7 separate regions of the Homo sapiens genome follow, and regions 1, 2, 4, 5, 6 and 7 are each linked to region 3. The links are chromatin contacts, found by Hi-C or POLR2A ChIA-PET in ENCODE. All regions are on one chromosome and are shown on one strand. Each heading gives the region's core, a stretch centred on a gene start or an enhancer-like site at or near the end of the contact. The rest is flanking DNA. Distances are from core to core; before and after follow the strand shown. Region 1 has its middle 98 kb from the start of TMEM242. Region 2 has its middle 49 kb from the start of TMEM242. Region 3 has its middle 19 kb from the start of SNORD28B. Region 4 overlaps NOX3 (NADPH oxidase 3). Region 5 overlaps ARID1B (AT-rich interaction domain 1B). Region 6 overlaps ARID1B (AT-rich interaction domain 1B). Region 7 overlaps ARID1B (AT-rich interaction domain 1B).

What was found. A loop is a pair of places that touch in the nucleus more often than their neighbours do. ChIA-PET counts read pairs that join two places held with the same protein, here RNA polymerase II (POLR2A). Pooled maps may share reads with other maps.
Region 1: a map with no recorded cell type shows a loop between it and region 3 (10-fold over the local background). The contact joins two enhancer-like sites. A Hi-C loop is called at or near these places in 1 of 37 single-sample maps with no recorded cell type and 7 of 50 pooled maps. POLR2A ChIA-PET finds 5 or more read pairs at or near these places in 1 of 52 experiments (naive thymus-derived CD4-positive, alpha-beta T cell).
Region 2: a map of OCI-LY7 shows a loop between it and region 3 (6-fold over the local background). The contact joins two enhancer-like sites. A Hi-C loop is called at or near these places in 3 of 168 maps with a recorded cell type or tissue (CD4-positive, alpha-beta T cell, OCI-LY7 and naive thymus-derived CD4-positive, alpha-beta T cell), 6 of 37 single-sample maps with no recorded cell type and 10 of 50 pooled maps. POLR2A ChIA-PET finds 5 or more read pairs at or near these places in 1 of 52 experiments (CD4-positive, alpha-beta T cell).
Region 4: a loop to region 3 is called in a map of naive thymus-derived CD4-positive, alpha-beta T cell, with 5 times the contacts of the local background. The contact joins two enhancer-like sites. A Hi-C loop is called at or near these places in 1 of 168 maps with a recorded cell type or tissue (naive thymus-derived CD4-positive, alpha-beta T cell), 2 of 37 single-sample maps with no recorded cell type and 8 of 50 pooled maps. POLR2A ChIA-PET finds 5 or more read pairs at or near these places in 1 of 52 experiments (CD4-positive, alpha-beta memory T cell).
Region 5: a loop to region 3 is called in a pooled map, with 10 times the contacts of the local background. The contact joins two enhancer-like sites. A Hi-C loop is called at or near these places in 4 of 37 single-sample maps with no recorded cell type and 7 of 50 pooled maps. POLR2A ChIA-PET finds 5 or more read pairs at or near these places in 2 of 52 experiments (OCI-LY7 and PC-9).
Region 6: a pooled map shows a loop between it and region 3 (2.3-fold over the local background). The contact joins two enhancer-like sites. A Hi-C loop is called at or near these places in 15 of 37 single-sample maps with no recorded cell type and 6 of 50 pooled maps.
Region 7: a loop to region 3 is called in a pooled map, with 32 times the contacts of the local background. The contact joins two enhancer-like sites. A Hi-C loop is called at or near these places in 10 of 37 single-sample maps with no recorded cell type and 4 of 50 pooled maps. POLR2A ChIA-PET finds 5 or more read pairs at or near these places in 1 of 52 experiments (naive thymus-derived CD4-positive, alpha-beta T cell).

The regions. Positions count from the first base shown.
Region 1 is chr6:157,223,377-157,227,100 of GRCh38, reverse strand. No RefSeq gene overlaps it. Among named protein-coding and RNA genes, the nearest start is that of TMEM242, 98 kb to the left of the region's middle. RefSeq lists an enhancer at 1-127. Within about 2 kb of position 1,457, at least 12 of the 41 ENCODE cell types and tissues checked have a DNase peak (open chromatin) inside an H3K27ac peak, as active enhancers do.
Region 2 is chr6:157,273,032-157,276,761 of GRCh38, reverse strand. No RefSeq gene overlaps it. Among named protein-coding and RNA genes, the nearest start is that of TMEM242, 49 kb to the left of the region's middle. RefSeq lists silencers at 1,567-2,126, 2,327-2,416, 2,847-3,006 and enhancers at 1,801-2,632, 2,633-3,465. Within about 2 kb of position 2,206, at least 32 of the 41 ENCODE cell types and tissues checked have a DNase peak (open chromatin) inside an H3K27ac peak, as active enhancers do; they include CD4-positive, alpha-beta T cell and OCI-LY7, where a contact is called at or near this core.
Region 3 is chr6:156,395,706-156,399,351 of GRCh38, reverse strand. No RefSeq gene overlaps it. Among named protein-coding and RNA genes, the nearest start is that of SNORD28B, 19 kb to the right of the region's middle. RefSeq lists enhancers at 1,787-2,316, 2,317-2,847 and a silencer at 3,129-3,178. Within about 2 kb of position 2,396, at least 6 of the 41 ENCODE cell types and tissues checked have a DNase peak (open chromatin) inside an H3K27ac peak, as active enhancers do; they include CD4-positive, alpha-beta T cell and OCI-LY7, where a contact is called at or near this core.
Region 4 is chr6:155,416,944-155,420,385 of GRCh38, reverse strand. All of the region lies in intron 10 of NOX3 (NADPH oxidase 3), which reads left to right. Among named protein-coding and RNA genes, the nearest start is that of NOX3, 37 kb to the left of the region's middle. RefSeq lists enhancers at 1,775-1,834, 1,935-2,084. Within about 2 kb of position 1,830, at least 9 of the 41 ENCODE cell types and tissues checked have a DNase peak (open chromatin) inside an H3K27ac peak, as active enhancers do.
Region 5 is chr6:157,099,052-157,102,653 of GRCh38, reverse strand. The region is part of intron 5 of ARID1B (AT-rich interaction domain 1B); the gene reads right to left. Among named protein-coding and RNA genes, the nearest start is that of TMEM242, 220 kb to the left of the region's middle. Within about 2 kb of position 2,318, at least 5 of the 41 ENCODE cell types and tissues checked have a DNase peak (open chromatin) inside an H3K27ac peak, as active enhancers do.
Region 6 is chr6:157,052,041-157,055,866 of GRCh38, reverse strand. The region is part of intron 4 of ARID1B (AT-rich interaction domain 1B); the gene reads right to left. Among named protein-coding and RNA genes, the nearest start is that of TMEM242, 270 kb to the left of the region's middle. RefSeq lists a silencer at 126-326. Within about 2 kb of position 1,271, at least 4 of the 41 ENCODE cell types and tissues checked have a DNase peak (open chromatin) inside an H3K27ac peak, as active enhancers do.
Region 7 is chr6:157,202,002-157,205,496 of GRCh38, reverse strand. ARID1B (AT-rich interaction domain 1B) reads right to left here. Exons shown (of 20, transcript NM_001374828.1): 19 at 1,501-1,631. Among named protein-coding and RNA genes, the nearest start is that of TMEM242, 120 kb to the left of the region's middle. Within about 2 kb of position 2,024, at least 2 of the 41 ENCODE cell types and tissues checked have a DNase peak (open chromatin) inside an H3K27ac peak, as active enhancers do.

The DNA of each region.
Region 1 (3,724 bases), core at 208-2,707, 830 kb before region 3:
GCCATGCCTTGCATTTCTGCAGCAGTTCGGCCTTGCCCAGCCTTAGAGGTTCCTGGTGTGGACACCCTGACCCTCCTCTGGGAGGGACCAGCTCCCACTCACACCTGCAAGCCTGATTAGCAAACCTGACTTGGTTATTCAAGTGTGAAACTCAAACTCAGGCAGGCATTGGAATTCAAGTTTCCTGGAGCTATGCTAAGGGCTGGGAGACCTGAACCGGGCTGCAGATGAGGGAGGATTATACCAGACATATCTGGCAGAACACAGCCGGCTTGAGCTCTTGAAAAGACTTTTGGAGTCAGGAGGTGGTTTGGCCCAGCGATTCATTTTGTAGATAAAGACACTGAGGTCTGAAACACAGAACTGGGGCTGGGGGTGGGGGTGGGAGGGGAGGGAAAAAGTGACAAAGGAGAAATTTCTAATGATTATAATTCAAACAATAAACTTTCATAAAAGATTAGTAGTCTGGTAAAAAAAATATTGACAAAGGATACAAATAGAAAATTTCCAGAAAACAAAATATAGATGGGTTAGGAACATACAAAAAAAAAATTCAATCTTGCTGACAAGGAAATGAAAACAGGACAAATTTCGCAAAGCGGGAAGATAACCCAGTGCTGGCTGGGTTCAAGGAGCTGGATCTAGATCCTTTCTTAGACTTCTGCTGGGATTTTCCATGACGTTCCCAAGAGTGTAACTTGGCCACATGTCCAGATAGCTTTAAAAATAGTCATACCATTTGAAACACTGTTTTTCACTCCCTGGAATTTATCTTAATGAATTAATTAGAGATTGTGACAAAGATTTATCTTCTGGGATGTTTGTGGCGGCATTTTTTTATGAGGGTGAAAATGTGGAAGAGACATGAATGTCCAACAACTGGGGATGGGTGAAATAAATGGGGCCCTAGGCAGCCACAAAGGCTCAAATTTTAGAAAAATTAATGACATGAAGAGGCTTAGGATATAATAAAATTTAAAGTTTGCTTACAAAATTGAACACCTTATTAAAGTGGATATTTCTGGATGCCAGAATTACAGGTAACTGATATTTTTAACTTTGTTTCTCTATGCTCTTGTACTGTTCTAAGTTTCTACAATGGACATATTTTTAGCTTCTAATTTTAAGAAAAGGACAAAGAAGGGAGGGTGAATAGGAGGACACAAGGAGTGAGGGAAAGAACTATTTGTGTGACTGTTTGCTACATACCGTCTCCCTGTTAGCTTGTTAGCTGCAGGCTCTGGGGCTTGGATGAGGCAGTCTTGGCTCCCTGTGCCCCTCGACGTGTCCAGCACCCACACCCTGGGCCCTGGCCTGGGCTAGCAGGTGGAGGCCAGCAGCGGATGCGGTAGGTCAGCGGTGGGCAGGTCCTGCGGGAAAACGCAATGGTGTCCCAGGCCAAGGGCAGCCTGCGGGCCCCTAGCTGGGACCTGGTTGCGGCACTCAGTCGACAGACTCATTGGGTGTGGGGGCACTGGATGGTCTCTGGCACCCACTTCCCCTGGGAAACTCAGGGACGAGGCCAGTGGGCCTGGCTGGCGAGTGTGGCAAGACGGCACTAACGCCCCTTTTCCCTATGCCTAAATCGTGTCCAACTCAAGCGGGAGTGGACATGGCTGGCCTGTTAAAAGTATGCTCCGCAAAGGAAATCCCACGTGATTCGTTCCGCTGGGACAAAACCCAGACATTTGGCCACACTGAGTGAACACCTGCTCCGTGCCAGGCACCCTTCCAGACTCCGAAGACCCAGCAGCGAGTAAAGCAGACCCAATGCCTGCCCTCGTGGAGCCCTGAAGGTTAATGATCTCAGTGCAAGGATTGGGGATGTGGGGAGGAACGAGGCAGGAGCGTTGTCAGAGAGAGGGAGCACCAAGAGGCTGCTGGAGCCTCCTGGCTCGCTCTGCAGCCTGGCCGGGCCCCGGGAGGGAGCCGCTGCCTAATTGGCTCCTGCCTGTTTCTAGTGGTGTCCATTTGAAGCCATCTAACGGCTCAGTTCCTAAGAAAGTTCCAGCAGAGGCCCTTGATTGCCCTCTGGAAGGCTAATTAGTCCCAGAAACAGAGCGTCTGTGGGGCCTGCGGGACGGGGGAGCCCTCAGCCGGCACAAATGGCGGAACCGGCATGGGGCTGCCTTCTAATGGCTTTTTGAAGGTTGCTCTGCGTTTGATTGACAAATGCCATATGTCCCTAATGCGCTTCTCTGAGCTCTCTCTTGTTCACCTCTAAAACAGGTTCCTCTTTGCTTTGATTTCATATATACGATTTTACCAGTCCCTGTTCTTTAAAGGCAGGAAAGTCCTAACAGCTCATCCCCACACAAGGCCCCAACAGTCGCCAACTCCCGGCTCTAATGACTGCAGCCGAGTTCTCCAGCGCCTGCCGCTGCAGGGGACAACGGAGCGGGCCCGCCGGCCCCCCTCAGCCGCTCCCCACTCACCCCTCCCCACTCACCCCCTCCAAGGCTGCCGCTCCCCTGAGGGGGATGCTCTGAGCCACGGGGATGAAAGGCCTGGTGATTGCTGTCACGAAGGCCCCAGAAGCCCCAAAGGCGCAGGAGACGCAGGCGGCTAAAAGCACCCGATGGGATGCTGGCCTGGGCCTTAAATAGCCATGCTGTGTCAAGGGAATGTGCTGGGCGCCAAACCCAGGGGCCACCGGAGCCACCTGCACCGGGGTGCTGTCCCCAGGGACTGCAGCTCCCTGGAGGCCTCCCCGAAGCCCGTCAGCCACAGACTTCCTCATGTCCAGCCACCTCCTCGCTGCTGGAGCAGCTGCCCTTTCTTCTTTGTTCCGCTCGAAGCCGAAACAGAGCCCAGCTGTGGCCCTCAGCATCCCCTCGGCAACGTGACAGGTGTTATTAACTTGTGCCCTCTCCTTCCTCATCTTCGCCCCCTCCCCTCCCGCTGGCCTTCTCTTCTCCAGGCAATTCCGGAAATTTCTGATTGCTTTTATCAATCTTCTCTCCCAGAGACACATGGAAGCTGCATAGATCTTATTCCTTGCTTGGATCTGCTGGCTGGAAAGGCTTGACCGTGAGGACGGTCTTGCTCCTGAAGGGTAATTGGAGGTGCAGGAGAAATTAGAAGCCACTACAGCTTGTCACCGAGCATAAGCGACAAGCCCATTACCATGCTCGCTAATGACCGCCTGAATGTTCCCCTTCATTTTGTCAAAAATAACATCCTCATCCCCACGCAGCACTCCATCCAGCACCTGTCTGTCCCGCACCTCCTTCAGGCTGGTGTCTTCCTTTGCTGCCACCAACACAGCTTCTCTTGTTCCTCAGGGCCCCCCAACTTCTCTGTCATCCATCTGCTCCACCCCGTCCAGGAGCATCCCCGGACCACCGTTCGCTGCGCAGGACAGACGCCAGCCACCTTCTCTGTGTTCCCTTGGGAGGTAGCAGCGCTCTTGGGGCCCATAACGGGAGGAGCTGCCTAAAACATGAAGAGATCAAGAAGTCGTTTTGCCCCAGCACGCTTTTAGTACAAAGTGCTCCCTCAACATCCGCTGAGCAATGGGAGCCTCCTGGACATGAGTGCCAAGAGCTTGCGGGGGACCAGAGGGAGTGACACGGAGGGGCACCAGCAGTCACAGTCCACTGCCACCACGCGGGGGGGGGGTGCCCAGCGCTTTCCTCTGGTACTGGGGGAGACCTCCTTCCAAATCAGCTCTGGGGGTTTGCCTGCCCCCAGGGCATTTGGGCTGTTTCGGTGCCCATGAGTA
Region 2 (3,730 bases), core at 957-3,456, 880 kb before region 3:
AACTAAACTCAAAAAGTGACGGCAAAAGTCATAGTTCCAGAAAGGTTGGCATGTGGCATTATTCCACTGCAGACAGTGACATCCAACCCACTTAGGTAGACAGATGCACCTTTTCGTGTGCGGCCATCATGGGGCACTGGAATTTTAAACCTTTATAATCTACTTTCCCCATTTTCCCTCAGTGAACATGGCTTGCTCTTCTAACTAAAGAAAGTGAAGGAGGGATATTTGTGGCATGTTTGTTTTTTGAGAATAAAATAATCGTTGCCTACAATACATGGGTTGATCTAAAACCCCAAGCAGTCCCCAGGCCCCCTCCCTCCCTGGGGAGTGGAAGTGCTTGGAATCCTCCTTGCTGGGACTCAGGGCTGGGCTCTTGCCTTCTAGGGCCACTCCGGTGAGGTGAGATCATGACAACTTTCAAGGTTCTCTCTGCCTTGGGAGTGAAGCCCTGTGGACTTTGCACGCCCACCTGGAACAGGCCTGCTGTATGTGGAACTGTGTCCCCACAAAAGGTATGTTAAAGTCCAAACCCCTGGTGTTGAAGATTTCAGTGTTGAAGCCTTCTTTGAAAATCAGGCCTTTCCATTTTCAGCAAGTTAAAATGAAGCTATGTATGTATACACACACACTTTATTTATTTTATTTTTATTTATTTATTTTGAGAGGGGGACGCTGTCTCACTCTATCACCCAGGCTGGAGTACAGTGGCGCGATCTCAGCTCACTGCAATCTCCGCCTCCTAGGTTCAAGCGATTCTCCTGTCTCAGCCTCCTGAGTGACTGGGATTACAGGCACCCGCCACCAGCCTAATTTTTCGTACTTTTAGTAGAGATGGGGTTTCATCATGTTGGCTAGGCTAGTCACAAACTCCTGACCTCAGGTGATCCGCCTGCCTTGGACTCCCAAAGTGCCGGGATTACAGGAGGTTTTTTTTGTTTTGTTTTGTTTTAAACGGAGTCTCACTTGGTCGCTCAGGCAGGAGTGCAGTGGCGCGATCTCGGCTCACTGAAACCTCCGCCTCCCAGGTTCAAGCGATTCTCCTGTCTCAGCCTCCTGAGTAGCTGGGATTACAAGCGCCCGCCACCACCCCTGGCTAATTTTTGCATTTTGGGTAGAGATGGGGTTTCACCATGTTGGCCAGGCTGGTCTCGAACTCCTGACCTCAGGTGATTCGCCCTTCTTGGCCTCCCAAAGTGTTGGGATTGCAGGCGTGAGCCACAGCGCCCGTCCAAAATGAAGCTAAATTTGATGAGAGTGGGCTCTACTCCAAGACCACTGTTGTCCTTGTAAAAGGAGAAAAGACAGACACAGGGACACAGGGCCATGTGGCCACAGAGGCAGAGACTGGAGTGACGGGAGACAAGCCCCGAACACTGAGGACCCTGTACCCCAGAGGCCAAGAGAAAGGCATGGAACAGATTCTCTCCCCCAGCCTTCGGGGACCTTGACTCTGGACTTCCGGCCTCCAGAACCGCGTCTGTTGCTTGAAGCCTCCGGGTCTTCGCGGTGCAGAGAAGCGCCAGGCCTCCAGGGCCTCGCCTCCCGCCGCCCGCGCCCGGCCCCGGGTCCTCCCTCGGAAGCCGCCTGTCTGTCTGCCGCCGAGTCCCACCGGGCTTCGGCCGGCACTGCCCGTTTACCCTCCGTCCCTCCCATCCCTCCCGGCTCCTAGAGGAGCTGGGTCCGCGTCTAGCTCCTCGGCCCTCCCCGCGCGCTCGGCACCGCGCACGGCCCACGCTGGACAGATGTCCCCGGCCCTCTCCCCGGACGCCCCCAAGGCCCCTGCCTTCCAGGCCGAGCCTCCGCTGCCGCCGCTTCCCCGCGCTCTGCAGTCCCCGCGGCGCTCCCGGGGCCGCCGCTCGGCCGTGGTGCTCGCTTCGCCCAGCAGAGGGCGGCCGAGGCGCGGGCCTAGGCGGGGCTGTCGCCGCCTGTACGGGGCGGGCGGAGCGGGGCGCGGGCGACCTGACAGCGAGGCCCGGCGGCGCGTCCCCACAGCGGCCTCCCGCCCCGTCCGGGACCGGGGCTGCGGGGATGACCCCTAGCTGGAGGCCTTGGCTGCCTTTTGCTCTTTTGTTTTCTGTCTGGTCCCCTGGAACCGGGGCCACTGGAGGCTCCCGGAAACGCGCAGGCGACATCTCCCCGACCGTCCTCATCAGAAGCCCACGGAGCCCGTCCCGCCCACGCGTCCTGAAGGCGTGGCTGCGGGTGCCGTGGTCCCCAGGTCCCGCGTCTGGCCGCGCCCACCTGGCATCTCCCTGGACGCCCCCAGGCGCAGAGACTGAGCCTCCTCCCGGCTGCAGCGTCGGTCCCCGGGCGTGGCCGCCGTTCCCTGTCCCCCGCGCGTGCTCCCAGGAGAGTTCAGTCCTCAGCGCCCGCAGCTGCACCCTCTCGGAGCCCCTCATTTACCCACCTGTATCCCACTCCCGACCCCGGAACTCTCAGCACCCAGGGGCCGCCCTCTGCATGGTGGCTGCCAAAACCCAAAAACCAGAAGTGGGCTTTTCCTAGTGCCTTTTTGAGATCTAAGTGGTGTTTCTGGCGGTTTGGGTTTTAAGGTGCCATTTTCTGTCTACTTTCTTTACTTTCTCGAATGACTTTTTCTTGTTATAAGTAACTACATGTTCAAGGTCAAAAAATGAGAAAACATAAGCAAAAAAGGCACCTGAAATCCCAGCTTCCATCAATAACTATAGGAATATTTTGGTGTCTGCTGCCACATTTTCCCCTCTGCGTGTGGGTGTGTGTACGGTGATATGTTATTTTTCCAAAATAGGGATCCCTCCCATCCACCTCGGCAATCTGCTTTTCCACAGAGCAAGGCAGTGAGAACGTCTCTCTGTGAACCACAGTGAAGACGCACCCAGCAGGGTATAGGAGCTGGGCCCGCTGGGAGGGCGAGTGTGGGCGGGGCATAGCCGGCAAACCCAGCCCACCCGAGGCCTGGCCAGGGGAGGGCCCTCCCTGTGAGCCTCCTGGGGGCCCATGGGCCCTGTTACCTACGTCGCCTTGGTTGGTGAGGTCTCATCCCTGGCTGCAGCTGCCGGGCTTCAGGGTGTCCTTTTAAAGAGCACCTCGAAGAAGAAAATCCCATCCTTTCCTCTAGTCCCGGAAGAGTCCATCTGCAGTTGAAACAACTCTGCCCTTTGTAGAGTGGCTCTTTCTTGTGTGGATTTAAATACAAGGAATACAAAACAAATTCATATTGACCCCAAGGAGCCCCATTCCTCCCTCCGCCTCCGGACAACTAGGGTGCCTCCAGATCAGCAGTTCTCAATGAGAGGCTGGGGGGAGGGGGTTGGTGGGTGGAGTTTTGCCTCTCTTCCCCCAGGGGACGTCTCTGGTATTGCCTAGAGACACTAAGAGGGTGCTACTGGCACCTCGTGGGTAGAGGCCAGGATGCTGCTAAGCATTCTGCCATGCACAGCACAGGTCCCCACGAAAAAAGAATTCACTGCTGAAAATGTCGGTAGTGCCCAGATTGAGAAATCCTGTCCAGATGTTTCTCGACACTCTTCCAGGGGTCCAGGAGCCCAGGAGTCCCGAAGCCTAGGTCTGCCTACAGCACCGTCCAAGGGGTAATGGCCCTGGCTGATCACTCCCAGGCCACGTCCATTAGCCCAGGACCTGAAACGACTGGCGACCAAGAAGGGCCAAGAGGTTGCAACTGCAGTCTGTGGAAATGAGAGGCCCTGGGCAACGGGGCGTCAGGGGAGGAGATGAATTCAGTAGC
Region 3 (3,646 bases), core at 1,147-3,646:
GGGACTGATAAAGGAGGAGAGAAAAATAAGAAAGTATAAAAAGACTCTAATAAAAACTCAATACAGGGCTAGCACTTAATTCCATCTCACAATAACAAGAAGAAAGCATAATGGAGATTGAGGAGCAGGGCCATTTACATAATAACTTCCTAGCAACAGCTGTAATGAACAAATACGGGCAGATGAGTCAATTACCTGAGACACTACCTTACATCAGAGCTTAGAGAAAAGGGAAAAAGGAAAGAAACAATTAAATAGCTGAGATTCCCTGAATTTGGGTTATATCATATGTAGTTTCAGACCTAATTGCGTAAAACTAATTAGGCCAAAGAGAATCCACCTGATGAGACAAATATTGTCACCATCCAGGGGCAGGCAGGGGTGAATGGGTGCTTACCTTTCCTGTTAACGGGTGGGCTTGGGCTGGTACCTGTGAATATTCTGGCTTGGCTTGAACATATTTAACGTCAAAATCATCCTCATCCTCCTTCTCCTAATCACCATCACTGCTGTCATCTGTTGAGTGCTCCCTAACTCTCCTACATAATATCTCCTTCAACCTGCATAATATTCCTGTCAAAGTAGATAAGATCATCTCCATGTTACAGATGAGGAATCTGAGGCTGAGAGCAGGAAAATTACCCAAAATCTAATGGTTAATAATTGAAGTGATGATAGTTCATTTTTATTGAGCACGTGGCGGGCACCACGCTAAGTGCTTTGCATGGATTGTCTGAGGTTACTACACTCACTGCAGATGAGGAAACAGAGAGGCAGGGAAGTCAGGTCACCTGCCCAAGACCACACAGCTTCTGAGAGCAAGAACCAGAACTTGAATTCAGGTGGTTGTGTCAGAAGGTGCGAGAATTAGGATTCAAACCTAAATATACTTAATGCAAAGCCCATGCTGGTACCATTGCAACTCCCTGTGGCCATGGGCACTTGCAGGGCAGAGGCAGCCATGCCAGCCAAGGATCGTGTGACTTGTGTTTCTTTACACACACTTCATGGATGTAACAAAAGTATGGTAGTCACACTGTGCTTCTGTCAATTGAATAAGGTGATTCTGAGGCACAGTCATGGAGGATTTGCCTGTATGAGTGTGCATTTGTGTACATATGTGTGTGCGTGCTTCCTTTTCCTGCAGTACTTCAACTGGACAGGATTGCATGCTCCAGAACTTTCTTTCAATATTCCCTTCACTTAGGGAATCTTTGCCCCATTCAGATAACAGACTGCAATCTGGGAAAATACTTCATGCCGCAGCATTAACACCAAAGAATGTATCAAAGGCTTCTCTTTTCTAGAATGGCACACTAACATCTTTTATTAGGTGCAGATGTTTTCTGCGCTTTAAACAAAATGAGCGACTACGTGTAGAAATTCAGCCTCCTTGACAGGGAGTTGGAGGTCTCCTCAGGTGCATTGTGTATGTATGTATGGTGGGACTGAGTGAGGGGGGCTCAGAAAGGATTTTTTTTTTGGGAAAGAGAGAGACGCTTCTTTGCTTCTGAAACTGTCAAACAGACCCAGGTTTCTCGTTCCACCTACATTGTGATCCCCAGGCCTCATCCTTCCTCCCTCTGGGCTAGCAGGAAGATTTAAGGAGGGGCATGGATCTGGGGGAGACGTAGCCGGAGGAAAGTGGGTCAGTAGGCTGAGAGGCAGGGGACGCATCTCGATTCCATTTCCTGGATTGTGCCCTTTGTCAGACTTGCCTACAGACAGAGGGCCTGTGTGTTCCAATTTTGCAGAATTACCTTCCCTGGTTGGAACCCAATCCCCCAACCTCAAGCTCTGCAGACATCTTCCCTGATCAATGTCCTGTCCTCTTTTCTCTGTCAAGTTGTTCCTCCTTCCCGAGCTCTATTGTGATTTGGGGCACCTGAGGAATTAACTATTTCTCTCGTGTCTTTGCCTAACCACAGGTGAATGTCTCGACCCGCTTTTAAGCTGGCTCCGCCCTCTGGACGCGTTCTTTTAAAGGTGGGAGCTCCGACGGAGGGCCCTGATTCCGGCCTCGCTACCAGCTGGGCTGTGTGGGGGAGCGAGGCCTAATAACCCAGGGGGCGCTGGGCGGGAACGGCGTGGATCCCTCGGCCTCGCACACCTGGCTCCTAGTCCTCTCGGCCGGGCCGGTGATCCTCTGGTCGGGGGTGGGGGTGGGGGGGGCTTGCGGCAGCTCACACCTGAGGCCGTTACAAAAGGCCTGCAGCTTAACTCGCTGCAGCTCGGGGGGATGGATTGCCTACTAACTGCAGGCGCCGTGGTGCGCCGAGAAAACAGCGAAAACTGGGCCAGCGGAGGCGGGTGGGCCTCCTTGGAGGAGCGCACCTGGGGTGCGGGAGCGCCTCCTGGCAGCCTTGGCCTCGCCTCCCACGCGTGGACGCGCAGGGCCCAGGACACCGCAGCCGCCTACTCCTTTCTGCAGCCCCGGGGTCTGAAGGTAGTTACGAAGGAAATCTTTTGTAAAATGTTCCTTTTTCCTCCTCTACATTTTCTTTCTCTGTCCCTCAGTAATCCCGGTTCAGGGGTTAGCGTCCCTCACTAATCCCTGGATTTAAAAAACATTCTCCTTTTACACCCAAGCTTCAATTGGTAGAACAGAGAGACAACTGACGTCGCTTTTGTTTTGCCAGCTTTTGTTTCCGGTGCATCAGAAACTTTTTGCACCTGAGACATTATGAGATTGTGCCCCAGCCGGTTTCTAAATTATTTCTAGGTGAAAAAATTTTGCAACCTACCTTTGCAGTAAGAATTCCCCCTACCCCTCCTTTAGAGAAAGTACTTGACAGTGAATAACATCCTATATTTATAGACCAATGATTGCTACATTTCATACCGTGTAGGTTTCCTTCTGAAACCTCAATCACATTTGGTTACTGTGGTAGGGGTTTAAATGTAGCAACTAATGGGCTGTGGCAGCAGGCATTTCCCTACCTCTCCTTTTATTGAACCTTTAAGTGGCAACTGTGCTTCTCTGGGTAAGAGCAAGGCTTTGAGATTGCGTTCCATGGGTTAGCTCGGTTCTTTAGCGAAGATTCAGAGATCCTGAATTGCATCAAGAGATGCATTTGTCGGTCTGGGTTTCAGATAAAAGCATGAAATCTCACTGACTTGCTGAACATTGTGGTTTTGAATCGGGGCTTTGGAGATGAAGCTGTGAAACCTCCCAAACCAAAGTTCCTAACAGAAATCACCAGCTGTGATTTACATATTGGCTTTGCCACAAAGTTTTAGTTCGACTCTGTTTCTGTTGTTATGGTGTCTTATGAATATTTTCTGATATTTAACCCAAAGCCCTCTTGCTGTTTCCAAACTGGTTACCTGAGATAACTGAGGCACTTGTGCTGCTGTTTGGACGGGATTACTTCATGTACTTAAAGGCTGGCCATACTGCAGACTAAATACATCTGGTATCACCCTCTACTAAGTTTTTAAAAAGTCTTTGCTGAATGAAATGCAAAAAGAAAATGCAAACAATGCTTGGGCTTTCCTTTTCTTTTCCAGGCTCTCTTTACAACTCTTGCAAAGATGTCAAGACATATTTCAGTATTCCACCAGCGAGGTTACAGTTTTATTAGTGATGGCCTTGGTTCACACCATAAATGTGAATTTACCATTTTCTGTTGGCTTGACTGACCTG
Region 4 (3,442 bases), core at 581-3,080, 980 kb after region 3:
GCCTACCAAGTAAATCCCACTCAGAGAGGTGGCTCACTGCTTCATGGTTTCCACGACACTAAAAGTCACTTCATGCTTCACAGGAAGATGGTGGTGGATAGCGTGTCTCATTTTCATTCACTCACTAATCCAACTAATATTTCAAGTCCTGCTCAGAGACATGCAAAGTCTCATTGTCATTACACCCGACTCACAATCACCTCCCCCTTCTCTTAACCTCCACCACTCCTTTGCTGCCCTACTGTTATGTCACATATCTTTCCTGTATTAAGATTCGTGAAATAATCTTATTTTCTCTAACAGACTGTGAGTTCCTTGAACATAGCTTCTCTGGATATCTTCATACATATATATATATACACATACAACATGTGATAACTATATATATAGTAAAAATATTGAATAAATCAATGAGTGAATAAATGTCTACATGTCCAAAAAGAATAAACAATGGCTTCTGTACACAATTTTCTTTAAAATTTAAGGGTATTAAGGTTTTGTTTATGTAACCAAAAAAATTCTTCAATGATTTTTACTAAATTCCAATTATTTTACTAGGAATATAGAGGAAAAATCTTATAAGAACCCCCAAAAATTTTAAAATTCATACAGGAGCCTACAAAATCTTAATTTTGCCTCCTTTCTCAGCATTCCATTGTCATTCCTGGGCTCTGCTTGTGGCGTTTCTCAAGGCTTTCAGCACTGCAGTCACCACAAAACCATAAAATAGGGACATTGATCTCTATTCCAAGAAACAGAAACAGTAGAGTAAAAAATATAAAAGCAATGTTTTCATCGCTTATAAAAATGTGAGGGACTATTTGGACACGACTCAGGTGAAAATAAGGGCAGAAATAATGTCATATGGGAGAAAGGAAGCTAAAGTGTGGAATCATAAAATAACTTAAAGGTCCTAATCTCCTAGCTTTGCATAGGACCATGAAAGTCAGTATCTGCACCTCGAGCGGAGATGATTTGTCCAAAGTCACCCAGCTTGTTCACCACTGAGTCAGGACCTGAGCATGTGTTTCTGATTTCTGCTTCAAAGTTCTTTCATGGAAGAAGTGAGGTTTTCATGCTATTGAAAGTTTGGGCTGAAAATTACAGTTCAGATCCAATTCCTTAAGCGTCTGCAGGCATGAGAACAGGTTTAGGAAGTTTCTCTCTTTTAAAGCAACTTTGTGTTGGTTTGAGTATAGCTACTATTAGGCTTATGTAACTAATATTTGTCAGGGCTACCTACATGCTTTTGAGATATAAAGACTACTCCTTCCACTAAACTGTCAGAGTCTATATAATTTTTGAAGTGCCACAGAGCAAAGCAGTACATATTTATCTAACGGTGTCTTCACAATTTTAAGTCTGGACTATAGTTTTCAGATTGTCCTCTTTTGTAATAAGGAAGGAAAGGACAACTCGCATAGGCGTTGAGAGCCAGAATTTTAAGCTTAAATGGTTAACTGCGATTAGGTGGGATTTTTTTTTCCTCCATGTGTAAAAACACTGGTTGGCATAAGGCATACATTTTTACACACAAAACTCAAGTTGCAAGTCTATAGGAAAAAATGTGCACCAAAGTTTTCTCAATTGTCACCGTTGCAAACTAGAACTTCTTTACCCTTCTCCTCTGTTGCATTATTCTAGAAAACTTCTAAGTAAAATGCAGGAGCACAACCAATAAGGCGCCTGCCACTTCCTCAGTGGGAAGCGTCATAAGTAGTACTTTCCATTTGAAGCTGATGTCTTAAAATATCTTTGTTTCTAAGTACTTTTGTTTTGAAAGATCTGGGAGGGGGCGGGGAGTGGAAGGGGAGGGGGAAGAATGGGCAGGAGGGGATTTCCCAAGAAGGCCAAATAACAAGAAGTATAATGATGGCTTGCTGTGATGAAAATGGAAAAAAGTTGTAATACATGAAAGAAATATTTTCAACGCAGAAGTAAGAGCCAAACTTCACTGAGTTGAAGGCAGCTGAGAACGCTGTGCCCCTGTGGGATGAGGGAAGGCTGAGGGTGGTTGAGAATTCTCTGTGATGCAATATGGAGGAAGCTGAATGCTGGGGGTGAAAAATGCCCTCTAGCAATAAAGTCCTCCACCTCCTGCCTAACGGGTATGATTAATTCTACATCACACTCAATTTGTGAAAAGAGCTCTTGAAAAAAAATTAGGACGGTTTGCTTGTGCAAACTGTCAAAATGATGAATGAAATAGGTGTGTATGAATGGGGAGGGAGGGGGAGGATTGCTGACATAAATAGATTGGCTTACACATTTTAGTTCTCCCTAATATCACAGCTGTGCAGTCAGGACTGAGACAACTGCCAACTGCAAGATGCGGTTCGTTTTCTTAACTGCATATGTAGTCTTCAGACTACGATACAACAGATTATACAAGAACTGAGATAATCTCATTTCTTCATAAATTGTCTTCCTTCATCAGCTCCATAATATATAACCATGATAATGGGTATTTATAGTGTGTCCCATGCAAAATGGCCTTTGGGTTCTTAACCTAATATAATAAACAGATAATTCAAATAAAAAGACAGCACGGGCCAGTGGGAACAAGGGAAAGAGGCCAAAAAAGACAAAAAATCCATACTCTACTAAAATATATTAATAAAACAAAGGAGGGCCTGCTCTCTTTTCTAGTGAATGAAAAATGCATTTAATTTAATCTGTTTACTTTGAGAAATTATTTACTTTCACTTTCCCTCACACTGGAGCTCTGACTACTCCTGGAACTGATCATCTCTACTAATCACCAAGATTCCTGCCATCAGTTGGCCTCTTTAGGAGGGGCCATTCATGCTTCTCCTAAAGAAATGTATGCTTCTTGTCTTTCCTCGGAGGGCCTCAAAAGGCCTCAGTACCCCATCAGCCCTCACCATTGCTCTGTGCGGAAGTGACCAGTATTAATATGTTTAATATCTTGGTTTATTAACCACAGATTGCGTGACTACAGTCTTCTTGCAAAAGAGTCCAATGAAATACACAAACATTTTAAAATCTCCCTTCACCTCCCTCCCCAAACTAAACACCTCCCCAACTTTGCTCCCTAAGAAACTCACCATTAAACAGTTGAATATGTCTCATTCCATTCCTTTTCCATGCATTTATATGCATATACCTATACACATTCATGCATAAATAGGGGTGTGTGTGTGTAGAAGGCAGAGGAAGTGTAATTTGTTTTGTTTTTCATTAAAGCATAACTTCGGGCACCGTCAGTGTCAATACCTGATGATCTATTTCATTTTGTTTGGTGTCTTTAGAGTATTCCATAGTGTGGATAGGCCACAATTTATGGAATCATTCTGCTATTAAATAATGTTTCAGGCCAGGTGTGGTGGCTCACACCTGCAATCCCAGCATTTTGGGAGGTCGAGGTGGGCGGAACACCTGAGGCCAGGAGTTGGAGACCAGCCTGACCAACATGGCAAAA
Region 5 (3,602 bases), core at 1,069-3,568, 700 kb before region 3:
GTGACAGAGCAAGACTCCGTCTCAAAAAAAAAAAAAAAAAAAAAAAAAAGAACCACTCAGGAGGAATACTTGCTGAAAAAGCCAATACAGATGAGTATTTAATAACAACAGCACTGACATAGAAATCTCACATTCTTCCATATTTAAAGGGGAAGGCTTCATAAATAAATGTCAGTAACAGAAGTTGCTTTATGCTCTCTCCTATCTATATGTAAGAATGCGCTGGGTTCCTTAGCACTTAATGCAGGCAAAAGTCTAAGACTTAAATGGTAAGTACATTTAGCAGGTAAATGTTTAGATAAATGATTACTTGTAGTTTTATTTTTCCAACTCTTTCGGATCAGAAACAAACCAACAAATCAGATCAACTACTGATCAGATGCAATTGCGTAAATTATACTCTACTACTTTTGTGTTGGGATGGTAGAGAATAAACATGAGGTGAATAGGATTCCCACATTAATCCTTTATTGAGGTTAAAATTCCTTGGGGATAATTCCTTTCTACATTACTACAGTATACAACTATAGAAAAAGAACAAGAACACTAACTCTGAACCACAACCAATTCTGGCAAACAAACCATTCACCCCTTTTCAAATAATACTGCATTATCTCCAGTATTAGTAATACTAATAGATATAGAAATATTCAGAAATTCCATGTTTCAAAAGTTGTAGTGGCCATAGAAAAATTATTCCTTCCTTTCACATCATTACAGCTAAAAAGCCAACTAACCTAAGATGGATTTAGTTATCTGAGATGGAATATTGACATGATTAGTCAAGATAGCAAATCTGGAGTCTGAATGACAGACACTACTTGATTTCGGTTTTAATGCCTCAGATCCATTCTATCCTTCCAATTTTCCTACGTTAGCTGACTCTGGGCAAAAGTGAAGAAAGAAGGAGCTAAAGAGAGAGCACTGTCTAGAATATACATTTATTTGTCTTACAAGTTCGCAGGTAAATTAGAGATAGCTTGAATGTACCAAATGAGGTTAAAAAAAAAAAAGAGTACTCACTATATAGAGGGCAATGTCCTAAATTATATTCTTCGATTAGTAATTCAAGAAGATTGGCTTTTTATAATTAATGTGAAAAGACATGTGAAACCATGGAAATTTGGATAATTTTCTTGGCCAATCATCCTCAATACATGGAGATCATGAGGTGTTTAGTGGCAAGTACTTGGGCCCTCTTCATAAACTCTGTGACAGTGGCAAGGGTAAGACAGACCTATTCTTAGGTCCGTGTGAATTAAACTGGTTGTGGTTCTTGTTGAATTCTGAGAAGAAATGAGGAATGCTTCCAGTCACTTTGCAAATAACTCTATCATGATCAAGTTACTCCCATGGGATGGTGCTACAAAATCAATACATAGTTCATGGTTTTCAGCAATTAGCAATTGAATTAATTCTTCTACTCATCAAGAATTCTTGGTGGTGTCATTAACTTTAGTGAGAAATTAAAAGAACACATTGTAGCAACCAAATACTGATACATTACTACTATGATCGTGTTCATCTTGTGCTTCCCACTGACTGTGCAATTCTGCTGCTGCATCCAAAATTAAAACACTGGGTTGCTTTATTCTAGTACAGCCTCATGGAAATCGGCTCTCTTTCAAATCTTTAAAGTAGAATACGGGTCTCACCTGCCACCATCTGACTTTACCGATCTTCTGGAGGATGCATTTCTTATATTCTGCCAAACCCACTAGTAATTACACTATAACTTCTTACTATGGGTTGTATTTAGTTGCTCCTTTAATTTCTGCAACATGAAGAACTGGTCAGGATCTTTCCTTCCACCATGATAAATGACAATATAATTTTGTTAAGAGACAGCATTGGTTGGTTGCATGGTAGACTCCGCATCTGTGGAAATCACTGTACATCTTATCTCAGTTAGTAAGAAGCTAGAGTATGGTAAGATGGTACAGCTCTGCAACACAGCACAAGGATTTCATGGGTCATTTCTTTAAAAACCTGCATAATACCTAATGGTGTAAATGAAAAATACATTTTTGATAATCCATACATTCAACAAATGTCCTAGTCTCAGGCATTTATTTAGATGAGTTAGAAAACCCACAAGTTATTTAGACATAGCATCCTTCTGTTCAGTGTTTTCTATTTCACTTGCTTCAAGAACGGAAAAAAATCCCACTTATTCTCAGAATGAAGAAGCAGGCTGGCTGACACCAACTTCGATATGCTCCAAGCAAACTACTGAAATACAGAATCTGCTCAGGCTTCCGCTTAGTGGTTCCGGTTAACAGTTTATCTGAAGTGCGTGGGTGTGAACTTATAACACTTCCTATTGTTCAGCATGGGGTGTGTGTGCCTCTGTCTCTAATAAGATCACCTCACCCTTTACCAAAAGGTCCTGTATCAGGGCAGAGGGGTGGGGAAGATGTTGGTGAACAGGCTGTCAACACAATTCTTTATTGTGAATAAATCCTATCTCAGATTAGAGCAGTATAAACCAGAAAGTAATGTTCTTCCCTACCTTTCAACTGAGAACACAGAACCACAGCAATTTGGTGTCCTCACCTTGAAGGAGTTAAGCCCCTGCTTTGAGAGATAAACCTTTTCATGTCATACAGCTCGAAAGTTCATTCAAAACGGGGCTAGACTTTCCTAAATCCTTATCCAAAATATTACAGACTATTCATGTGTCATTAGGTCCTAAAAATACAGATAAATGGGCACTTCAGAGGCTATCTGACTTGGATACTCCCGAGCCATGAAGGGAATAAGGATACTTCCAATTCCCGAACTTGAGAGAACAAGACAGCTCCCACGCACCGTTCACAGGGCCATATACCTTTATTCTAAACAAACTAATACACTGTCAAAAACCTGCCGGATTAAGCTTTTCAACTCTCCTCCCTACTGTGGTCTGAGTGTTCCAAGTCTTTTTCTAAACCTCACTCCTAGGCTTGAAGATAGATTAGCTATAAAGGACGATCAGCCAACAGGTAGAAAACAGAAGTGAGTATGATGTGGTCTATGTGAATTATGTCCTCATAAAAGCCCTTAAAGACCAACTTATAAAACGTTACTCACCCAGCCTGCTATCATAGATTCAAACCAGAACTTTTCTTTTATTAATTAAACATACTAAAACTACACAATGTTTTTCGCATGGGTCCTCCTCATAACTCTGTGACAGGTGCGAGGGTAAGACAGACCCTTGCAAGTTGGTTTAATAGTCTGATCACTAATACCCATGAGATCCCTTTTGGGGAGATACCTTCCCACAGAGAACTTGGGGCAAAGAAACTGAAAAGTCTCTGGCAAGGCAAAGGACAAGTTAAGTCAGAGGATACATGGTGATGCACGGACTTCTAGACTTAACTATTTAAGTCAGCACAGCTTTGATTAAAGATAAACTGGAGTTGGCCCAGCGCAATGGCTCACGCTTGTAATCCCAGCACTTCAGGAAGCCAAGGCAGGCAGATTGCTTGAGGTCAGGAGTTCGAGACTAGCCTGGCCAACATGATAAAACCCTGTCTCTACAAAAATGCGTGGTGGTGGGCACCTGTAATCCCTGCTACTTGGGAGGCTGAGTCAGGAGAATTGCTTAAACCTGAGAG
Region 6 (3,826 bases), core at 22-2,521, 660 kb before region 3:
ATGGTGGGAACCTTAGAACTCCAGCCACAGGGAAGTAAATTCTGCCAACGGGTGAGCTTGGAAGAGAACCCTAAACCTCAGATGAGACCACAGCCCTGACAATACCTTATCTCAACTTCACGAGATCCTGAGTAGAGGACCCAGTTATTGGACTCTTGGCTACAGAAATTGTGAGATACTCAGGAAGAATAGTTTTAAACTGCTGAATTTGGGGGTAATGTGTTACTCAGCAACAGAAAATTAATACATTTGAAACCTCACTTACCTTTCAAATCTCACCAGAGGAGATCTGTAAGAATTTTCAAATTTTCCTTTTTGTTAAAGTTAGCTTTCTATTGTTATCAAGAATATTATAATCAAATTTAAGGACTAGAGAGCAGTTACTACAGTGAGCAGTAAAGGTTTGAAATTTAAGGTGATATTTGGGTGTTTTCTTTTTAAAGCAAAAATTTTGAGCAGCTACTTCTAAAGAGTACTTTGTACAAGTTCTACGGGTGAATTTAAACGACAAAGACAGAAACAAAAAAAGATTATGTTACTGGAAAGGAAAATCAAAGGCATAAAAATAAGATGGGTAAACTAATGATTATTGTCTAGTTAACCAATTAATGATCTGTATCTTTTCTATAGCAGCATATTATTGGAGATCTGGCTTGAAGTAGAAGGAAAGATAATCACTCATCATTTCCAAAGGGAAACCAATGCAAATGGTCCCCTTATCCACACAGCAGGCACTAAGCTCCACCTGAGGTATCTGCTGGCTTCAGTGGTGAGGTGGCTCCTCTCTGGAAAGCCCCCCTACTTCCCGGCTGATGCCAGCTGAGGAGGATGCTTCCCAGTGGTGAGTTCTGTTCCCTCCTCTGCAGGTTTATGCTACAAGTTACTCCAGTTCTAAACTGAATGGAAAATGGAACCAGGTGATGTATCCATGTGAAAAGAGACCCACCACTGGGGATGAGTGAGCTAGTGAAACGCTGCTGCAGAATGAGGTACGGCTGAGACAGCGGTGAACCATGGACAGGAGGGAGGTACACGTGAATAGACATTTATGTGTTTTATGCTAAAATAAAATGTATAATGATTGCATCATTTTCAAAGATTTCTGCTTTAACCAATCTGACAATCACCCCTGTAACAGTGACATCTAGTAAGTAGGCCTAGGCTGTGGTTCTTTTGCCTTTCACAGCTCAATGTGAACAACTATTTCCACAAACCTTGCTCTTTAGGTAAGAACCACTTCCTCAGACATAGAACAAAAAGCCCCAGATAGGAAGTGAGGAGATGTGAGGTCTAGGTGGTTACTAGTCCTTCCATGAGCCTCACTTCCTACTTTTATAACACAGGGGCAATAGATTACATAATTTCTCATGTCCCTTGTAGCTCTGAATCCTATCACCAGATTTACATGTTTATTATAAAATAATACAAACACATTATTTCAAAAAACTATAACTCACTACCATTTTAAAAACCAAATATTTAATTGGGCAGTAAGAACATTAAAAGATGCTAAGGAAATTGAAGATAGTTTGATGCTGCCTTGTGTTACAAATCTCAGTTTTAAGACACAGCATTTCCAAGGGGAAAAACCTAATCTAAGGCAAAGAATCACACAGCTCCTGGCCATCCACCTTCTTTTTTTTGAGACAGAGTCTTGCTCTGTGGCCCAGGCTGGAGTGCAATGGCACAATCTTGGCTCACTGCAACCTCCGCCTCCCGGGTTCAAGCGATTCTTCTGCCTCAGCCTTCCGAATAGCTGGGATTACAGGCACGCACCACCAGGCCTGGCTAATTTTGTATTTTTAGTAGAGACGGGGTTTCTCCATGTTGGTCAGGCTGGTCTCGAACTCCCGACCTCAGGTGATCCACCCATCTCAGCCTCCCAAAGTGCTGGGATTACAGGCATGAGCCCCTGTGCCCGGCCTAATGTTTTTATTTTTATTTTTTTGTATTTTAGTAGAGACGGGGTTTCACCATGTTGGCCAGGCTGGTCTTGAACTCCTGACCTCAGGTGATCCACCTGCCTCGGCCTCCCAAAGTGCTGGGATTACAGGCGTGAACCACAGTGCCCAGCTCATCCACTTTCATAGAAGAAAAATTTCATGCTATCATAATAAATCAAACTTATAGAAAGGCTTGATATTATACACGTAAGCAACAAAAAGCCACAGACATGATTCTTTTCCTAATCTCATAAAACAAAGCAAACCCCACTCAAACTAAGGTCCTTAAAGAGGGAATCATTTCTACATTCAAGTGATAATAATTATAGCCAAAATTCAGGAATAAAGTTGCAGGATTGAATAATTGCCTAGTAGGAAGCTGAAATTATAAACTACTTGTATTAAAAAGATGTAGAAAAGTTAATAGTTTTATATACTGCTCTGTTTATACTATTGACAAGAGAAACCAGTCAAGACAGCACATCCCCCAAAGGGCTATTGCTATCTTCAGAATAGCTAGCTTAAATTCTGCATGATAGGCCAGGGGTGGTGGCTCACACCTGTAATCCCAGAACTTTGGGAGGCTGAGGTGGGCAGATTGCCTGAGCTCAGGAGTTCAAGACCACCCTGGCAACACGGTGAAACCATGTCTTTACTAAAAATACAAAAAATTAGCCAGGCATAGCGGTAGGCGCCTGTAATCCCAGCTACTCGGGAGGCTGAGGCACGAGAATTGCTGGAGCCCTGGAGGCAGAGGTTGCAGTGAGCCGAGATCATGCCACTGCACTCCAGCTTGGGCTACAGAGTGAGACTCCGTCCCTAAATCAATCAATCAATCAATCAATAAAATAATTCTTCATGATATTTTGCACTGTTGTAAATCAGGCTGGTAAAAACTGCTCTTAGCGCTGGGTGTGGTGGCTCACGCTTGTAATCTCAGCACTTTGGGAGGCTGAGATGGCCAGATCACGAGGTCAGGAGATCGAGACAATACTGGCCAACATGGTGAAACCCCGTCTCTACTAAAAATACAAAAATTAGTTGGGCATGGTGGCATGTGCCTGTAATCCCAGCTACTCGGGAGGCCGAGGCAGGAGAACTGCTTGAACCAGAGAGTCAGAGGTTGCAGTGAGCCGAGACTCCGCCACTGCACTCCAGCCTGGTGACAAAGCAAGACTCCATCTCAAAAAACAGACAGACAAACGAAAACTGCTCTTAGGTGCTGTTGTTTGGTACAGGTTGCTATGTTTGTCCAATCTTTGTCCATTTCTTAAATTCTTTGAGGCAAAGTGCATCTTTTCCTTTGCAACTTCTGTTTTGCTTTACAAGATATTCTGTATAAGCAGCCATTCAGATTATGCCTGTTTAAGTTACACAGCTACAAGAGTCCACTTTGGAATTCCAAGGACACTGATGAAAATATCCATAGGAAACTTCACTTTGTTTCACAAGGAATGTGCAAATAAAGGTGCCAATTATATTGGGGGAAAGTAATCAGCCCCAACAAAACTTATTTGAGTAGCAGAGAGTGGCATCTGTCTACAGTTGACATCCAGTCCAACAGGCCGACTTGGTTCCACACGGATCTATTACCATTCAATACCCTAGTTGAAAGCTATTCCCTGATCAATTCTTCTATATGAGATAAGTCACACAGGCTGAGAAGCTTGACTGTCTAGAGATAATTCAACAATATACGAGGATCAGTTTCTTCATTTTACTACATATATATATAAATAACCTCTGTTATCCAACCTTTATTTTCATTGCTTCACCTACAAGACAAAATAGCACAATTGGAGACATTTTCCTACGTCATTACTTGGTAAAATACGACGTACCTGGAAGCCCACAATATATAGAAGGCCTCAGCCTTCAGTTTT
Region 7 (3,495 bases), core at 775-3,274, 810 kb before region 3:
TGAAAGGCAAAAACCACTATGAGAGAACCACTGACTACAAGAACAAGTTTGGTTTCCTTTAAGCAACTGTACCAAGAAAAAACCAATACACTTCACGATTAGCAACTGCCCTCTCTCCCAACACCCCCCACCATGTTTAGGAACTCTAAAGAGTAAGTAACAAGGATTCTAACAAGGATTCTTTCCCGGTAGATGTTCTGGAAATCAGCTATACCTTCATATCCTACTGTCAGTTTCTTGAAAGTAGAGTTGGAACAATTTTTAAGAAGTCAGGGGAAGCCCCCAGCACCAACTAGAAAGAACTGCTTTTAGTGTGCTGAAGGCACAATGTTCCAAGGGCATTTTCCCTTTTTTTTCCAGGGGAAAAGGGAAAGTTAATAAAGCAATTCTGGTTATGCAAATATGTGATCAACAACAGTTCACCTAACATAAGGATGAAAGCGCATTACTCTAGCAAATGCAGTATACAGTTTTTAAATACTTATTTTCTGTTAACACAGAACTCGTACAATGTTTATGACCTTATTAATAAACTTTCTAGCAATTGAAAAATTGCCTTTCTAGGCTGATAATGAGGGCTTAAATGAGAGAAGAAAGAAGTAGAAGATTCTGGTCTTATTTCCTTAGAAGCAAGGAAATTAAGTGTTTTAGTTTTTGCACTCAAAGTAGAGAGTTGTTTGTATACTATAGGGAAAATGACCTTTTTCCATTTTTTATTTCTAAATATTTCTTTAAAAGTCTATAGCCCAGTGGACTCGGGCATTTTCCCCAAACTTCAGTGCTCCTCTCTTCTAGCTATTATGCTGGAAGCTACCTGAAGCCTACCTCTGAACAAAGGAGGGGTTTAAGCTCATTAAAAGTAGTAGGCTTTTACATGACTGCTTCAAAATAACCTGGAGAGAGGCAGAAATGAGAGAGCATAGACTAAGAAGTAAGTTTAGCCATGAGTTCATAACTATTTTAGCTGACTGACAGGTACATGGGGGTTCATTAAACTGCTCTCTCTCCTTCTATATATATTTATACATTCTATAAATGTATAGAATATAAAATTTCTAAATCTTGAATATCTTTTTAATGAAAAGAAGATGTCAAGTCCTCCTGGAAAGCAGGGTTATGTCCCATTGCAACCAACTGTGTTTCCAATGCTGACTCCAGTCACAACTTAATGTTACATTTTGATTTCTTCCCATTGGCCAGCTAATATTCATTCTGAACAATTTAATGTTACTACTGTCATCTATCCCATATACACATACACACACAGTCACTGTTCTCTCATAAGAAATAGAGGTATGTGTGTGTACACACACTAAAGACTACAGTGAATATTATCCCAGATAACTCTACATTGATTAAGGCTGGTTGATAACAACTGCAGTGATTAACAGTGTTGGACGGTCAGTGCTCATCAACTCAGGCATTAGTTCAAGCACAAATGTGCATGGCCTGATGCTCTCCTATCCTAATTTGGTTGTTAGTTGGACTATGCTGGCTTACCTGGGAGAGATTGAAAGTAGCAACAGTGCTGTCATCATACAGAAGAATATTAATAGTGTCCAAAGCCCACGTACTCTCAGCCAAAAGACCTGATTTAAGGGACATCATCACACGCCACGCCTCAGGAGTAACTGAAGATGGGGAAGAACAAGGATATCATGAATGTTGACTCTATGCATGAAAGAACGAAAGTTAACGAAAGAGTAAGAAAAAATAAGTGGAGTGTTAAGTTAAATATTGACTTTAAACAAATGCTCTCAAGGACAGTTAAGCGTGATCATTTCCGATTTTAAATGGAGGCCATAGCTGTAACGAGAAACTTTTGTGGTTTCAGATCTCGCTTTGTTGGTCACGCAGGGGCCGAAAGTGCTTCTGGAGGTGGAGTGGTTGAGCACAGATGGTCCTTTCTCATGGCCGGGTTATTTCTTTCAGCCACCCTACAGAGTCTGCAATGTGGTATCAGAGCTTTTAATAAATGAGTCAAACCCAAAAGTGGTATTTGTCTTCTTTTGGCTTCACCACTCACGAGTGTCTCAAGGTGGCGTCCTGGAAGGCCGCCAAGTATGCAGAACATGGAAGCAAAATTTAACTCCAAGACAGCCTCCTCAGACACACGGCCTTGGCTTCCCAGGCTGCTTTCCTCTAGTCCTGTGCTCCTGCCCTCAGAACATGCTGTGATAAATATTAGCACTTTGATGGCTCAGATTTCTCAGGAGTATGGCTGGAGCCACAGAATGGGAAGTAATTTGTTGTTTTCCCTATTCCTGCTACTGAAGGAAACAAAATGATCAGGTAGAAAGTTTGGAAGATTTGCCATGAGACCCAGCTCGGCCAGATCCCTGGAGCTGCCTGGAGGCTGGGGGCATTCTCCAGGCACCAAGAATCATTGCATGAGGGGGAGACACCGTGGCTTTTCCACTTTTATTTTATCTGTTTTAAAATTTTCTAAGATAGCTACATACTGTTTTTACAATAAAAAAATCAAAATTACTTTTAAAAATAAACATGTAAATTTCCCTAGGTTGAAGACAAATGCTATATAACCCGCACTGGGAGATTTTTAGAAAATTTAGATGTATTTATTTAAACATACATATACACACATAAACACACAATACACGTGTGTGTGTGTGTATATATTTCTATATATAAAATGGTGCTCAGTGTCTGTGTCTCCTTCTCTCCCTCTGCAACCCCATATAAATACACACACACACATATTCTATATATATCTATATATCTATATTTATATCTATCTATATATATATATAAAGGGATATAGATACACATGCATTATATATAAATGGATAGATATATATAAAGGAATATGTGTGTGTGTGTGTGTGTATACAGTGGCACAGTCACTGCTGAAGCCTTGATCTCCTGGGCTCAAGTGATCCTCCTACCTCAGCCTCCTGAATAGCTGGGACTACAGAAATGAATCTCACTTTTGGCTAATTTTTTTTCTTTTTAGTAGAGACGAGGTTTTGCTAGGTTGTCCAAGGGTGGTCTCGAATTCCTGAGTTCAAGTGATTCTCCTGCCCTGGTCTCTCAATCTACATCTCCTTAATGTCCAGTGATTGATGTCTTTCAAATTATTAATATCTTTAATTTTCTAATCACTGAAAAAGATTTTAAGTCAATTTGTTCTTGATATTTTTTGAGTAATTTTTCCTAATATAACTCAGATCTATTATCTTCCTTCCTGTGTTAAAAGTACTTCAAAAATAATGCAGAAACCCTGTGTGTACTTCCAGATAGTCCAGACCTCTGATTAGTATTCAGAACATCCCACAGAGGATAAACAAGCAACATCAGCATTCGATTGACATGGTTCTTGGCCCAAGTCTACCAGTGCATTGGATGATATCAGTTCTATGTATCACAGCATAGCATATTCTTTATGTCATACCATCTATCAATCTACATATTACATACAAGCTTTAACTTTTTCCCACGGAAATTCACTGTATGTTGTCACCAAATTACAGAGTG